2 separate regions of the Mus musculus genome follow, and region 2 is linked to region 1. A link is a loop called in an ENCODE intact Hi-C map of the cell type or tissue named here. Cell type or tissue: left cerebral cortex. All regions are shown on one strand.

What was found. Peaks named below come from ENCODE experiments on the same cell type or tissue, not always from the same donor. Only the 100,000 strongest peaks of a DNase experiment are listed, where the experiment ranks them.
Region 2: a loop joins it to region 1, with 4 times the contacts of the local background. A loop is called at or near these places in 4 of 42 quality-filtered maps.

Annotation. Positions count from the first base shown.
Region 1 is chr2:61,708,094-61,716,093 of GRCm38, reverse strand. It overlaps Psmd14 (proteasome (prosome, macropain) 26S subunit, non-ATPase, 14), which reads right to left and starts at 4,400. Exons shown (of 12, transcript NM_021526.2): 1 at 4,221-4,400. In left cerebral cortex, no CTCF peak of the experiment used is centred here; a DNase peak (open chromatin) is centred at 4,413; H3K4me3 peaks cover 1,872 bases; H3K27ac peaks cover 1,092 bases.
Region 2 is chr2:61,588,118-61,596,117 of GRCm38, reverse strand. Tank (TRAF family member-associated Nf-kappa B activator) reads right to left here and starts at 3,021. Exons shown (of 8, transcript NM_001164072.1): 1 at 2,910-3,021. In left cerebral cortex, no CTCF peak of the experiment used is centred here; a DNase peak (open chromatin) is centred at 3,008; H3K4me3 peaks cover 1,731 bases; H3K27ac peaks cover 1,276 bases.

The sequences.
Region 1 (8,000 bases):
CTCATTCACAAAAAGAGAATAGAGAACGTCTGTTTCATACAGCTGTTTAGAAATCAATGCACACAGAAAAACATTTAACACAACCATAAGCATAAAACAAGCACACAATGAGTGCTACTTTTATAACAGCACTCACCATCTTAGAATGGCCACCCTTCTTCCTCACTCTGAAGCCCCTTAGAAGCCATAGAACACCAGGTATATTCACAGAAATAAATCCATCATATTGGAGACAGGGGCGTACATTTTCAGAATTCAGCAAAAGGTTCACAAGGTAAACTGTACACAGTAACATAAAAGTGAGGGTGTCATTGTTGTTGCTTTGGGGTTTTTTGGTGGGTGGGGTTCAAGACAGGGTTTCTCTGTGTAGTCCTGGATCTCACTCTATAGACCAGGCTAAGCCTAAAACTCACAAAGATCTGCCTGCCTCTGCCTCCAAGTCATGAGGCATAACCACCCGGTTAAAAGAGAACATCTTCAATTCTCAGAAACAGAAGCAATATAAAAGGTTTCTAGATCCAAACTAAGTTTCCACCTATCAAAAAACTGAGGATTTAAGAGCCCACTTATAATAGATTCACTTTGGTATTTTCTTTAATCTATTTTATTTTGATGTGTGTTTACCTGCATGCATGAATGCATACCATATGAATGCCTGGTGCCCCTTAAGATCCAGAAAAGGGTGTCAGATCCTCTGAACATGGGTGCTGGAAGCTTAACCTGAATCCTGTGCTCTTACAAGTGCTGCTAGGCACTCTGAGCCCCTTCCCTGTCTACCCCTGATATAACTTCTCTTAACACATTTCTTACCACAAGATGACGTGTTTTACATACCCAGTATAACATCACATACATAGCAATATTCAGAACCCTTATTAGCAAAGAGCCTAAAACAAGTATCTACTTGAAGGTTGATAACTTGCCACTTAATCTCTCAGGGTAATAGCTGACTAAAATGTAATTATTTTTAGATCATGTTCATGATGGCTTTAAATCAGTTCTCCAGTATTTATAGGCACTGCATGGAACAATGGCAACCTAGAAAGCAGAGCCTTCAGAGTTGAATGAGTTTACACTTCCCACCTTCCTAGGGATACTAACAAATCAAAACTACCTAGACTTCATTTAAAATCATGAAGCACTTAGTCATTCAGGCTTTACATTGTATCTCCTACTTTACTGTTTTACTCCCCATTCCTCTATGTAAATATTAATACTCTCAAACTAATAGTAAATCCTTTCAAACTACTCCATATTTGGGATCCCACTATATTTCTACATTCAATTCCTCTGTTCTCTGATTTGTGGAAGATAGGAACTTCGACCCTACTTTTTCCAGTTCAATCAGAACTAGAGCTAAAATTAAATGTAACTCTTTAAGTAGGATTTTTTTTCCCCACCTTTTAGTTTTTATGAGACATGGTCTCACCACCCAGGACCTTGCCATAGACACGCTGGTCTCACAGGTGCAGCAATCCTACCACCTCTGCCTGGGGAATACTGGAATTACAACACTTGGAAAGCAAGATTGGGAGCCACCAGCAAGGAGGCTTAGCAACTGAAGGGCTTACTGCTTAGCCTGATGTCTTAGTTTGAGCCCCAGAACCCAAATGGTGGAAGTGCTGAACTGACTTCTGGATGCCATCAGACTTCTCCCCTTTTCACAGCCATTGTATCCAACTGTCTCCACCTGTATCTGTCTCCCCCATCTCCTACAAACACCAATCAGTGAATCAGTATTTTAAAAATTAAAAAACAGGATTCCACTCCAACCTCCATGTAGAAGACTGCGAATTTAGTCTTAAAAGAAACATAGCTATCTACCACATGGTCGCTAATTACAACATCTAAGCAAAATATTCACCAAAAAGGCACAACTGCTTCCTGTTACTGACTTTCAAATGATTCTGAATCTAGGTACTAGGTATAGTGTTTATATGGCAAGTATACAAAGGAGATGAATCCAGTCCCTGAAGTTAAAAATCCAGCTTTTTAACTACAATAACAATGTTTTATTATCAAAGATCTTATTGGGTGGGGGTGGGATAAACGTCCCAAATCCAACAGGTGAGAGTAAAATAAAAGATCAGAACTTCAAAATGTTGTTCTTTTGACAAGATTTAACTTTGTTTTAGGCAAATTCAAAACAACTTTCAGTTCTTTACCAAAACACATTCACTATAGTTAATGATGAGCCACTGTTTATCTTAATTATGTCTACATATACAACCTATGCACTTTAAGACATACAATTTATTTGTATTGTTTTAATTGTGTGGGGGGAGGGTATCTACACATCAGTACAGGTACCCCAGGACATCTGCAGAGCTGGAGTTACAATCCATTGTGAGTCACTGGATATGGGTGCTGGGAATAGAACCCAGGTACTCTGCAGGAACTCTCTCAAGGCCCTAAGCAATAGAATTTAAACATTAAAAAACAAACCATTGATTGAGGTAACATGGCAAGACGGGCACCATTATATTAATTATCCACATTGACAATCTGTCCAGTTTCCAACTTCAACGTTAAGTGCTTGTCTTGTTGCTTTACTTACATTATGTTTGCAGCAGTACAACCAATTTTTAGGCTGGGTACTGATGCACATACCTGTAATTCCAACACTACACTGTGGAGGCTAAAGCAGGAAGATCCCATCAGGCAGTGGTTAGCCTGGGCTGTGTAGGGAGAAGCCATCTCAAAAACAAACAGAAAAGCAGAACCAGCAGCAGCCTGACCTATAATCGGTTACACAGACCAGGCCGGCCTCAAACAGCAGAAGATTCTCCCCACCTTTTCCTCCCTAGTACTGCGAGTGTTCACATGAGAACTGTATTTCTTTGCTAACATTTAAGGCCTTTTCTATAAATTAGATCTTTACTAGCGCTTTCATATTATTTTTGTTGTTGTTGTTGTTTTTGTGAGACAGGATCTCACTGTATAGCCCTAACTGGCTCAGAACTCGTTTTTGTAGACTAGGCTGGTCTTCAACTCAGAGATCAGCCTGCCTCTGCCTCCTGAATTCTGGCATTAGAAGTGTTTACCACTGTCTTGAAGATTCTATTGCTGTGAAGAGACACTATGACCACAGCACCTCTTGTAGAAAACATTTCATTGGGGCTAGCTTACAGGTTCATTTTCATCATGGTGAGAAGCATGGTGGCATGCAGGTAGACATGGTACCTCAGAGTTTTACATCTTGATCCACAGGCAGCAGAAGACTGTGTGCCACACTTGAGCTTATGACACCTCAAAGCCCACCCCAACAGTGACACACTTCCTCCAGCAAAGCCACACTGCCTAATAGTGCCACTCCCTTATGGGCCTATTGGGGCCAATTACAAACTACCACAGCCATGACGTGGAACTTGGTTGCCATTTTAACTTTTTTTTCACTCCGTGCTAAAGTGGAATTACATGCCTTTAACTTCAACACTTGGTAAACTGAGGCAGGATTATATTAATTTAAGGCCAGCCTGGTGTACATAATTAGTTTTAGACCAAGCAGATATACTGAGTAAGAACCTATCTCCAAATTAATAAGTAAACAAAGCGTTCCCAAATTTCTTAAGACTCTTTTGAAATGCGGGCATCATTCTTTGGCAGACACTGAGTTCGATCGACCCACGGGAAAACTGAGTTCTAATAACCCGCAGCAGCGGTAGTTGATTTCTACTTTACTCAAAAATGGACATGTAACCATTCACAGACCAGTACTCAAGTGGAGCAGTACAAGAAGTAATGGCATAGCAGGAATAACCCAACTTTATTCTAAAAACATTCAGGATTAAAAGCATGCCTCTCTGAAGGTTTTTAAAGCTAGCAGGACAAACGATTAAGCGAACATCCTCGCTCCTTTTCTTCCCTGGACTGGAAGTTTTTCAACACAGGAAGATCTAAAGACGAACACACGTAGATCATAAACAGGGTTCTGCCAGTTGATGGGTTAAAGGTTCCCAAGCTAGAGGGAAGCAGAAACGTTTGCAAGGAGATGACATCCAGCCCTAACCCTGCCGGACACCCGGAGGTGAGGGAAGAAAGGACCAAGGGGTCCGCAATCCCATCAGGCCCCGGACTCCACCGGCAACCTGGCTGGGCAACGTGACTCAGGAAAGCCCAAGGCTTGAAGGCGGCCTAGCGAGGCAGGCTCCCGGACGTCCCAGGCCCGCCTCGGGGCTCGGCTGAGGCCGCCTGAAGAGAGCTCGCGGTCTGCATCCTACCTGGCCTTGTGGCGACGCGGCGGCGAGGGCAGCGCCTCACACTCAACAAGGACCTGGCTCGGAGAACAGGCGATGAATCAGCCCGATTCCATTCAAAAGAGTCGCCCAGGCCTCTGCAGAGAAGTACTTCCGGGTTCCCGGCTTCCTTCGGCTTCCTTTCTTCTACCGCCAATTGGAGTCCGCCGGGGAGTGGAGCCGGCGGGGGGGGGGGGGGGGGGGGCGGAGCCGGCTGGGGGCGGAGGAGCACACAGCGCACGCGCAGGCCGCCTGGTCCCGGTCCCCGCGAGGCGGAAGTCAGGCGAGCTGCTCCGCCCTCCTGGTTTTTTTCACAGTGCCAATCCTGCTTCACTGAGGTCTCCATGCTTTGGGAATTTTGGAGTTATCAGCCTTGTGGAGGCTAGACTTGGCTTGGTTCTGTCCTTCGCCTTTGTGGCCTTCCTCAAAATGTAAAAGGTTGAATTAAGGTTTTCTTGGTCACTTGAAAAGCAAAAATTAAAGGGGTGGGGGATAGGGAGATGGTTAGAAATATACAGGCTCTTTCCGCATACAAGTTTACCTCTTCTTGCCTTCACTGCCTAAAAAAGGGGTTATAGGCCGGGCGGTGGTGGTGCACGCCTTTAATCCCAGCACTTGGGAGGCAGAGGCAGGCGGATTTCTGAGTTCGAGGCCAACCTGGTCTACAAAGTGAGTTCCAGAACAGCCAGGGCTACACAGAGAAACCCTGTGTGTGTGTGGGGGGGGGGGGGGGGGGAACCTCAAGGAAATTTGACGTTTTTCCAGTGTTCCTGCCTCTTATTTTCAGCTGTTTCAATACGTATTGAAAAAAAACTACTTCTCTACATAATTAAACGATAACGGCCTTTTATCTTTGTGTTAGATTTTCAAAACAAAGTTACTCAAATTAACTTTGGCAAGTTTCTATCACATCCTGGGACGCCGTTTAGGTCACTCACCATGTTTATGGATTACTCCCACTTTCTCAAATATGTTAAAATGCATCTTTAAAGCGTTTCTTTTTTTTTTTTTTTTAGATTTATTTATTTATTTATTTATTTATTTATTTATTTATTTATTATATGTAAGTACACTGTAGCTGTCTTCAGACACTCCAGAAGAGGGAGTCAGATCTTGTTATGGATGGTTGTGAGCCGCCATGTGGTTGCTGGAATTTGAACTCCGGACCTTCAGAAGAGCAGTCAGGTGCTCTTACCCACTGAGCCATCTCACCAGCCCTAATTTTTTTTAAAAGCATTCCTGACTCAAAAATCACCATGGAACTACTGAATGGTAGAAGAGAATGGATTACAGAATCATTCCCCTTTAGTAAAACTCAAAAGGAATATGGCTATTACAAGAATATGGTTATGATGGTTTGTATATGCTTGCCCCAGGGAGTGGCACTATTTAAAAAGTGTGGCCCTGTTGGAGTAGGTGTGGCCTTGTTGGTGTAGGTGTGTTACTGTGGGTGTGGGCTTTGACACCCTTATCCTAGCTGCCTGGAAGACAGTATTCTGCTAGCAGCCTTCAGATGAAGATGTAGAATTCTCAACTCTTCCTGTACCATCATGCCTGCCTGGATGCTGCTATGTTGATATCATCAAGATGCTGCCCATCTTGATGATAATGGACCTATAAGCCAGCCCCAATTAAATGTTGTCCTTATAAGAGTTGTCTTGGTCATGGTGTCTGTTCACAGCAGTAAAACCCTAATAAGACAGTGGTTAAGTCTTACTGGGCCTGGAGAGGTGGCTCAGCTACTAATCACTTTCACTTTTGCTGCTCTTCCAGAAGACCCAAGTTCATTTTCCAGCAACCACAGTGGGCGGCAAACTGCTTGTAACTTCATCTCCAGAGGATTCAGTGACCTTTTCTCTCAAGAGCACCGTACCCTCACACACATACATAAACATCCACATTTTAAAACATTATTTGTATTAATTCTCAAAGAATTAATAAACGTTAAACATATTCACTTCCCAGCTCATTCTATAACCCCTCTCTCAAACCTTCCCTCTCTTCGCACCCAACCTGGAACCACTCCTCCCTATCTAGTCTAGTTTGTGTTGCCCAACTAACAACTAACAGGAAATGTGGTTGACCTGCCTGGGGTTACATAATTAAAAGCTGTCTCTTCCTCTCCCTTCCCTTTGCTAGTGGTAGGATCTGGTACCTACCTTCCCACCACTATGCTGGAGTTTTGTCTGGCTTGAGTTTGCTTACTTCTTATGCATGTTGTCACATTACTATGAGTTTATTGTGCATCCGCCCAATGTCTAAAAAACAGTTTCTTTGATCCACCACCTCTGCTTCTGGCAATCTCTCCATCTAATCTTCTGAAAAGAGCCCTGGGCCTTGGAAGAAGGGATGAGATATGATGTATGATTGAAGCTGAACACTCCACATACTCCTATTCCCTGTGCATTGTCTCACGGAGAGTCTCTGTGTTAACTGACATCTACTACAAGAAGTATCTCTGATGAAGGCTAAAATGCGTTCTGATCTATGCTATGATCTAATGGTATTAGAAGTCATTTCAATACTATGTCCATTTAGCAGAATAACAGTATTGAGTTCTTCCTTAAAGCCTATGGCCTATCTAGACACAGTTCTTGGCCCTTTTAACAGTGCCAGGTATTAGTTCTGTGTAATAGAACAGACCTTAGTAATCAGAAAGTGTTGGTTACTCCAATAATATTTATGCCACCATTACATCAGCTGGAATATCTTGTCAGGCCAATTGTTTTTGTAGTTTGCAAGGTTCGGGGTTGATGGTTATTTTTCTCTTCTGGTAGCATGCATTGCATCTTTTAGCACCATGAAAGTTAGTCAATATGAATGAAGCTTCCAGGTGAGTACCAACTTGGTTTCTTTGTGTTCTTTGTGTCCAGTATCTTCAACAACAAGTCAGACTGTCAAGTTCTGGGGAATAGCCAGGTGTATGGACAATAGCCTGCAATGCTTAGGGGTTGGCACATATGACTCCACTGGTCAACAACTGAAAAAAAGGTAACACATTGCTGTTTTTTATTAGCATGTGGTATCTACTCTGCATTGTACAGTAACACCATTAAACCTCTTTTCATATGTGTATTTGTATATATTTTAGCAAGTTCCTATAGTAGAAGGATCATTTTTAAAGATTTTTACTATTTTTGTTTCTGTATGTAAGTGTGCCTGTGTGAAAGAATACCACTTCTGTACAGGTGCCTTCAGAGACCAAAAGAGGGCATCAGATCATGCGTAGCTAGAGTTACAGACAGTTGTGGGCTTTCTGACTTGGGTGTTGGAAAGGGAATTCATCTCCTGGAAGAGCAACAAATATGCTTAACCACCAAGCCACCTTTCCAGTCCCTAAAAAAGTGTTTTTAATATGTTCAGAGTCCAGAGTGCTCACCATTACATGACAAAATCTTTTTTTTTTTTTTGAGACAAGGTTTCTCTGTGTAGTTCTGGCTGTCCTGGAACTCACTCTGTAGACCAGGCTGGCCTGGAACTCAGAAACCCGCCTGCCTCTCCCTCCCAAGTGCTGGGATTAAAGGCGTATGCCACCACGCCTGGCAACAGAACTTTTTAATGTGTTCAAAAAGCTAGTGGAAACCATTTCTGAAGAACTAAAAGAAAGTAAGGGAAAAGAGAACATCAAAAATTAGTAAAACTAGGTAAAATGAGGGTACAGACCTTTAATCCCAGCACAGACGAAGAAGAGGAAGAAGAAGAGGAGGAGGAAGAGAAGGCCAAACTCTGTTAGTTCTAGGTCAGCCTGGTTAACATATTGAGTTC
Region 2 (8,000 bases), 120 kb after region 1:
GAAATAGTGTGGAGAGAGAATAGGCCTTTTGAAACCTCAAAGCCCATCCTCGCTGACACACCTCTTCCAACACAGCCACACATCAGAATTGTTCCTAGACAGTTCACCAAGCTGGTGACTAAAGGCTATTCTCATTCAAACCACATTCCCTTTAGAATGTATACTGCCATTTTTCCTCTGCCTGCTGTGCTAATCTTCAATAATTTAAGGAAAAGAGGAAGCTATCCGAATAGGTAAAAAAAAAAAAACCTTTCAAAATCAAGATTATGAACTATATGTAGAGAGGGAAAACAAAGGACTACATTTTGGGTGGATCGCTAATGCAGTCCAAAAACAAAAACAAAAACAAAAACTGAGGAGTGTTAGAATAGGCAAGGGTACCTGGTTCTAAGCAACTGAAAATGTGCATTTCAGGCCTTTGTAATATGTGTCACATTTTTCAACCCCTAATCTTGAAAAAGATTAAAAACAAACAAACAAACAAAAAAACCAAGACACACCCCTAAAACCTGTGACAGAATACACATTACACATAGCATAAAATTAGCCGCTGTAAACTTTCCTTTCTTTCTTCTTCTTTTTTTAGAGAACCAGGTCTCGCTTATATAGACCTGACTAGCTTATAGACCAGCCTGGCCTTGAATTCAACAGAGATCCTGCCTCTGCCTCCTAGCACTGGGATTAAAGGCATGTGCCACCATGCCTGGCTTTTCTTTTTAGACAGGGTCTCACATGGCCCAATCTTTCGACTTCAAAAAAAATAAAAAAAGAATTTTCAGTCAGTTGGAAAAGAACTGAAAGAACTAATTTCTTTTCTCTCTTTCTTTCCTTTTCTTTTTTGGCGTGTAGTGTGTGTGTGTGTGTGTGTGTGTGTGTGTGTGTGTGTGTAAAAGAGTCACAGGGCAACATTGAGGGGTTAGTTTCTCTCCTTCTACCTTGCTGGTCCTCGGGATGGATCCCTGATGTCAGGCTTAGTGGCAGACACCTTTACTTGCTAAGTCAACTTACTCACCTAACCCACTTGTACTTTTGTTTCTGATGCTATGATGAACACTATGACCAAAAGCAACTTGAGAATGAAGGGGTTCACTCCATCTTACAACTCATAGTTCAAAACCCATCACTGGGGGAAGTTGGAGCAGAAACTCAAGCAAGAAGCTGGAGCAAAAAACCACAGAAGGTTGATGCCTACTTCCCAGTTTTCTTCTCCCAGCTTGCTCATTCTTTCTTATAAAGTCTAGGCCCACCTGCCCAGGGATCATAGTACTCAGAGCTGGCTGGATCCTCCCATATCAACCAGCAATAAAAGAATACCTCACAGACAAGTTCACAGGCCATTCTGATAGAGACGATACCTCAAATGAAAATTCCTCTTCCTGGTATGTTTGTTTTTATTACGTTGAAAAAAAAAACCTATGATACCTAATTCATAATTATGTTTCTACAGTGTACAAGAATAACTTCAGATGTTTAAAATGAGTCAAGTATTAAAATGAAATAGCACAGGAAATTATCTCAATAATTTGCAAGAGGACAATAATCTTGGATACAAAACCTAGGCAAAGCCACATGACTAATAGTTCTTTACAGTATGTGGCACATAGCATGAAGGGTTACTATATCTGTATCTTCCTCCTGAGTTCTGGGATTAAAAGCATGAGCCACCATGCCTGGCAACAACTGTACCTTTAAGAAAGGAAAAGAAAGAAAGAAAGAAAGAAAGAAAGAAAGAAAGAAAGAAAGAAAGAAGAAAGGAAGGAAGGAAGAAAAAAAAAACGACATAAAAATCCAAACTTGGGAAAAGTGACCAACGCCAAGAGAAGAGGGTGTACAGAGTAAGCAATGATCTCATTTCCATAGGGGAGCAAAACAACGTGAGTAGGCGCCTTTAAGAGATGTGGAAGGCTTTGTCTTACATGATTGAAAACGCTTTAGCGGGGTGGTTTCATTTTCTCCTTTATCATTTGAGGGGTTCACGGCCCCTCTCAAAGGGGACAATATGGCTTTTCGCAAGAAGGTGGTGCTTGTCTTTCTGTTACTGGGCAAACGGCGGGGTGTTACTCCACCTCTCTTCACTTTCTAGCTTATCGTTTCTTCTTCATGTTAACTTCTCAAAAGTTTCTGCGAGAGAAAAAGACACCCAAGAAGGCTGCTTTGTACAGCCAGCCTAATAGTGAGAGAGCCTAAGTCCTCTGGGGGTACAGCGAGCATCTTCCCCCTTGATCGGATTTCAGGACAAGCATTGCTCTTTTTCTTCTCGTTTGTTTGCTTGCTTGCTTGTTTTTGGTGTATAACTCGTTGCCACTCAGTTTACACGACGGTGGAGACTCTACCTAATGACTGGGTGACCAGGGAAGGAGGATGGCTACTTCTGCTCTTTGAGCCTTGGCCACCCATTCTCTCCGGGACTCCTAGGGGGAAGTTACCCAACTTCTCATTGACAAGACTATGATGACACTCCACAGGAAAGCAGAGAAGGGAATTGTGCAACTCCCGGGATAGACACAAAGAGTCTATTAAGTGTTCGAGGGCATAACCGCCGGGGCGACCGGCTTCTGCGAAGTCGAGGACTCCGGGATCCCCGGCGCCCCAACACCGCAGGCCGTGCCGCGCTCGTTTCCAGCCCCGGGAAGCAGCGAGGAGAGCGGCAGTCACCCTGCCGCGACGGGTGGGGGACTGTCGTCGCGGAGCTGAGGTCACGGGCCGGGAAAGCCCCACAGGGTCAGCTCGGGGACAGGGACCCGCGCTTTCTCTCGCTCAAAATCGCGCTGTAAACTCGCTGGGGCCGCAGCTCTACTTCTCGGAGGAGACTTCGGTGCAGCGCAGCGCATCCCACACCCGCTCACACACCCCAGCCCTGCGTCCCCGGGCTCGGCCGACCCAGACTCCCTGTCTCCGCTTTTACTCACAGTGGAGGGTTCCGGCTGTGCTCGCTCACGCCACAGGTCGCCGGTGCCCGGCAGAATGACTGCAACCGGAAGTAGCTTTCCGTTCCAGTTCAGAGGGCAGCGACTGCGCTCTGAGTCATTAACGCTTCACCTTCCATCCTCAGGGCCAGCCCCGCCCCACGTCCCGCCTCTGCAGGAAAGCCCCGCCCACAAAGCCCCGCCCCGCCAAGCTCCTTGGAGGCCCGGGGCCATACAGGAAATAGCATCTGACAGTAAGAGAACCCTAAACATAAGTCATTTGTTTAAAGGTCACTTCAGTGTCTTAGCTAGAATTTTGAGCAAACAGTAAATAACTACTTCTAATATTACCTTATATGTAGGTTAGAGAACCACTCAGAAAAACTTGATATATTGTGAAATTCCTGTTTAGAGCAGGTAGGGGAAGGCCCAGGAAATTACAGTTTTCACCAGATCCTTATGCGAATATAATTGAGTTAAAGTCCACAACTTGAGAAATATTACATATACACTCGGTGTTTCCTCCCACTAGTAATACTTTCCAATGGATATACTTGCTAAAAAAAATTCAATTTCTAGTAAATTTCTCGGGGATTAAAAGTTTCTCATTATTTTATCCAGACATGCTTGAATGATAGCTGAGAGAGAAATTTCAGATGGACGCAGTGAGAAAAACATCTTTTCCGTGTTAGAACAAGAGAGTTGGGTTCTGGCTGCCCCATTTTCTCTTTAGTTCAAAGATTCAAACACTTGTCTGGTTCTAACCGTTAGCTTGAATATTTGGGGCAAATTTTAAAATTCAAACCATCGTTTAAAACTATTAAAAAACTTTCATCAGCTGCGGTTGCTCACAGAAAACCTAAGCAAGATCCAACCAATCAACCTGCTACCACAGTGGTGGGTGGGGTTCACAAGCCCATATGTCAAACCAGTATCTGTGAGGAGCTAAGGGCAGTGGGTGGACTTGAGGGGAGGAGGCCAGTTTTATTTAGGGTGTGTCTCATGCTTCAGTAGATGATACTATGTCTGAATTTATACAGGCAGCACAAACTGGACTTTGTGGTCACTTGGGGTGGGAGGTGGAGGTCATAAGGTTGGGAGAGGGGATGGATCTAGGAGGAGTTGAGGGGGATATGGTCAGAACATTGTGGGGCTGGAAAGATGGCTCAGAGGTTAAACACATGATTGCTCTTCCAGAAGACCCCCGTTTAATTCCCAGCACACACATGGCAGTTCACAACTGTCTGTAACTCTGGTTCCAGGGGATCCTATACCCTCACCCAGACATATATGCATTATAATATATTTCTAAAGGAAAAATAGAACAAACACATTATATGATTCTTTAAAAAATATTATAAAATATTACTCAAAATTTTAACAAGCAGAACTTCCCACCTATAACATTTAGATCAAGTAAACACTTTTTCCCACTAAGTCATCAAGTTAATTGTGACACAGCACTGCTCATATTAAAATAAAACAAAATGACTTGTTTTCTCTAGAGCAGGGTTAGATGCAAAGTAAATTGAGAGAAAGGTCTAGAAACTTCCAGCATGTTCCTCATCTTCATCCTCAGTGCTGAGGTGGAAAAAACTGCTAGCAAGAACAATGTTCTAATTTTCATGAGGAAAAAATAAATTATCAACTCCTTAAGGCAGATGCAAAGAATATGAAAGATGGTAAGTGTGTATCTATTTTGTTAGCGCAGTAATGAAGGAAAGTTTCTGTCTGTGCCAGTCCTCATTCAGTGTTTTTAGTATTCTAGATTTTGGTTGTTCTAACAGGCAATTGTGTCTTGATTGATTTAACTGATGACTTCTGGGAGAGGAAGTGTTTTCTTTAAGGGCACATGGCCTTTCTTTGCATATGCTTATATTAGTTGTTTTTTAAACAGGTCTAGATAGCCAGGAAATTTCTATGTAACCAGGCTGGCCTTGAACTCACAAACATCTGCTTGTTCATGTTTCCTTGGTACTAGAATTAAGGGCATGAGAGGCCACGGGCCTCCTGATAATATCTTTGGAAGAGTAGAAATTTCACATTTTAATGAAATCTAGTTCATTCAGCATTGGTTTTGAGTACACTTGAAGCTGCTTTAGAAATTCCTTGTTAAAATTATAGAATTAATAATACATTAAGAACACAAGGCTGACTACATAGGCAGTTAGAAATATAGATGTGCTGCAAACTTTGAATAAGGAAAATATGCATTTCTTACACATAGATTTTTTTTATTTTCCATTCCCATGATGTTTAGTCATGAAGAGAAATGACTGTACATGTGCAACGGGCCTAAATGCTGACAGAACTGTTTAAAATTGATGATTTTTAAATCAAAACACAGACATATATTTTATTTTTCCTGTAATGATTACGACTTTCATCAGCATTGACATTCAATGAATATTAAAAATATAGTGTTGTGGACATTCATATATAGAAGAATGAAACTAGATTCATATCTCTCACCTGTACAAAAAAAAAAATCAACTCAAAAAGAACCAAAGTCTTGAATGTCAGAACTGAAACTCTAAAACGGTTAGAGAAAAAAGTGGAGGAGATCTAGGCTTAGGCAAAAATTGTCAATAGGACTTTATTTGCTCTGAGAATAAGGCCAATAATTGATGAATGGGACCTCATGTTAAATAAGCAAAGATATAGCCTACAGAATGGGAGAAAATTGTTGTTACGGAATTTGACAGTGGATTAATATCTAGAATATATAAAGAACTCAATAAATTAAACATGGAAACAACCCAATCAAAAATCAGCCAATGAAATGGACAGCTCAAGAGATGAGATACAAAAGACCAATAAACATATAAAAATGTTAAATGCCACCAACCATCAGAGAAATAAAAATTATAACTATATTGGCAGTCCATTTTACCCCAGTCAGCATGGAAGCGATAAGGAAAACAAATAAAACCAAAATGTTTGCTGGCAGGAATTGAACAAAAGCGAACCATTGTACTTTGCTGGTAGGAATATAAATTAGTCCAATCACTACAGAAGTCAATATGGATGTTTCTCAAAAAAAAAAAAAAAGTTGATATGACCTTGCTATATCATTGCTGGGTATTTACCCGAGGAACTCCAAGTTGATATATCATGGAGATATCTGCACGGCAATATTTATTGTAGCACTCTTCACAGTATCTGTTATAGAACCAAATAAGGACAACGGCAGAATGTACAAAAAAATAGATTTTTTTTTTAGTTTTAGCTTTCATTTGTATTTCCTAGATTTTAAATAAATATATAAAATCAAAATACAAAAGTTGAAGTGAAACTATCTAATGGAACAAGAAGGGCTGATGGGAAGAGGGAGGCCTGAGAAAGGGAGGATATGTGTGGGGGACATACGATCAACATACAATATATGCTTTATGAGAACTGTAAGAAGTATATTGGATAACATTGGTAGAATTATTTTTGTGTATATGTATATGCAGGCATGCATGTGTTTCTAACATGTGCTTGCACACACATGCATGCATGGAAGCTGAAGATTGTCATTGGATTGTCATTGGATGCTCCTTAGGCATGGCCATTCATATTGTTTCTTGAGACATTGTTTCTCATTAGGACCTGGGGCTAGCTCATTGATTAGAATATGCTTTCTAGTTGATAAGTCCCAGGGACCTGCCTATTTCCATTTCTCCAGTGCTGGGATTATAAGTACACAAACACTTGGGTCTTTATGCCCGTGAAGAACTTTGCTGACTGAATTATCTCCCCAACCCCAACACTGTAAAACTCTAAGAAGCAATAATGTATTTATGATTCCACATTTAACAAATAACGAGTGTGGATATTTGAGGAATAATCTTTTAAAATGATAATGCAATTACTCCTCACTCGTTAGTATATACTTCTGATTAGTAAGTAATGAAGTGGCATTGATGTTGGTAGTATGGGGAATCACAAGCTTTAAAAAAAATGTGCCTTGGGGCCTATGATAGTGTTAGTCATAACTTAACATAATTTAGAATGTCCTGGGAAGGGGGTCTTTGTGAGGGATGGTCTAGATCAGCCTGTACGCTTTTCTTTAAGACAGTAATTGAGGTGGGAAGACCTGCCCACTTCGGTGGCTGCATTCCCTAGGAACGGGTTCCTTCCTGGATTAGATAAGAATAGAAAAAGCAAGCTGTGTGAAAGCAATCATGCATTCACTGACTCTCAGCTCTTTACTGTGGATGTGAGCAGCTGTTTGACATTACTGTTGCCTTTACTTCTCTGCAACGGTGAATTGTAACCTGGGATTGTGAGCCAAATAAACCCCTTTACCTCTACGTTGCTTTTGTCAGAGTATTTAATCACAGCATTGGGAAAGGGGATGAAAACAGGACCTATTTTTGAAGCTAATTCATATTTTATGGAGAGTTCTGAATATAAATCTAGGAGCAAGGAAGCATGCCAATATAAATATTTACTATAGTTGGGAATCTCAGGTATTGGATAAACCTCTGATATGAAATATCCCAGTCAATATGGTGCCTTTTGATTTACAGTCACATCTGGATGAGCTTTTTGTGTCTTAGACTCTCCATTTAAAGTTTTTTTTATATGAATACTTACAATATCACAGGGTGCTGAAGATTAAGTCTTATAGTCAGTATCAAATATGTATGGTTGAACAGGCTGTGGTCACTTGCTGAGGTTTGTCGGAGTTTTCCCAGAGAAATTTTTTTTTCCTACCTTGCACAAAGGCACTGTTAAAATCCCCATTACTCTGCTGATAAGACACTTCCTGGAAGAATTGGACATGCTCTTTGCTGTGTGAAGGGAAGCAAGTCTGGAGGCCTGAAGAATAGGGAAAATGCTAACAGTCCTGGGGCACCTGCTTATCAGTTGGACAGTAATTGTTATTATGTGTGACCTACAAGTGGTATTCTGGCCCCAGTGTTCCTGGTAAGTATCTTTATTATTTGTTTGGGGGCTAAGATTTAGAGGATAACAATTCTGTAATGTGAGTGATAGGTGTGATGCTCTATACCCAATTATGTGGAATCAATAAGGAAAGGATGTTATTAGACAGCTGGGACTCTGAGTCTCTGTCAGAACTTACTTTTTACATATGATTTATGA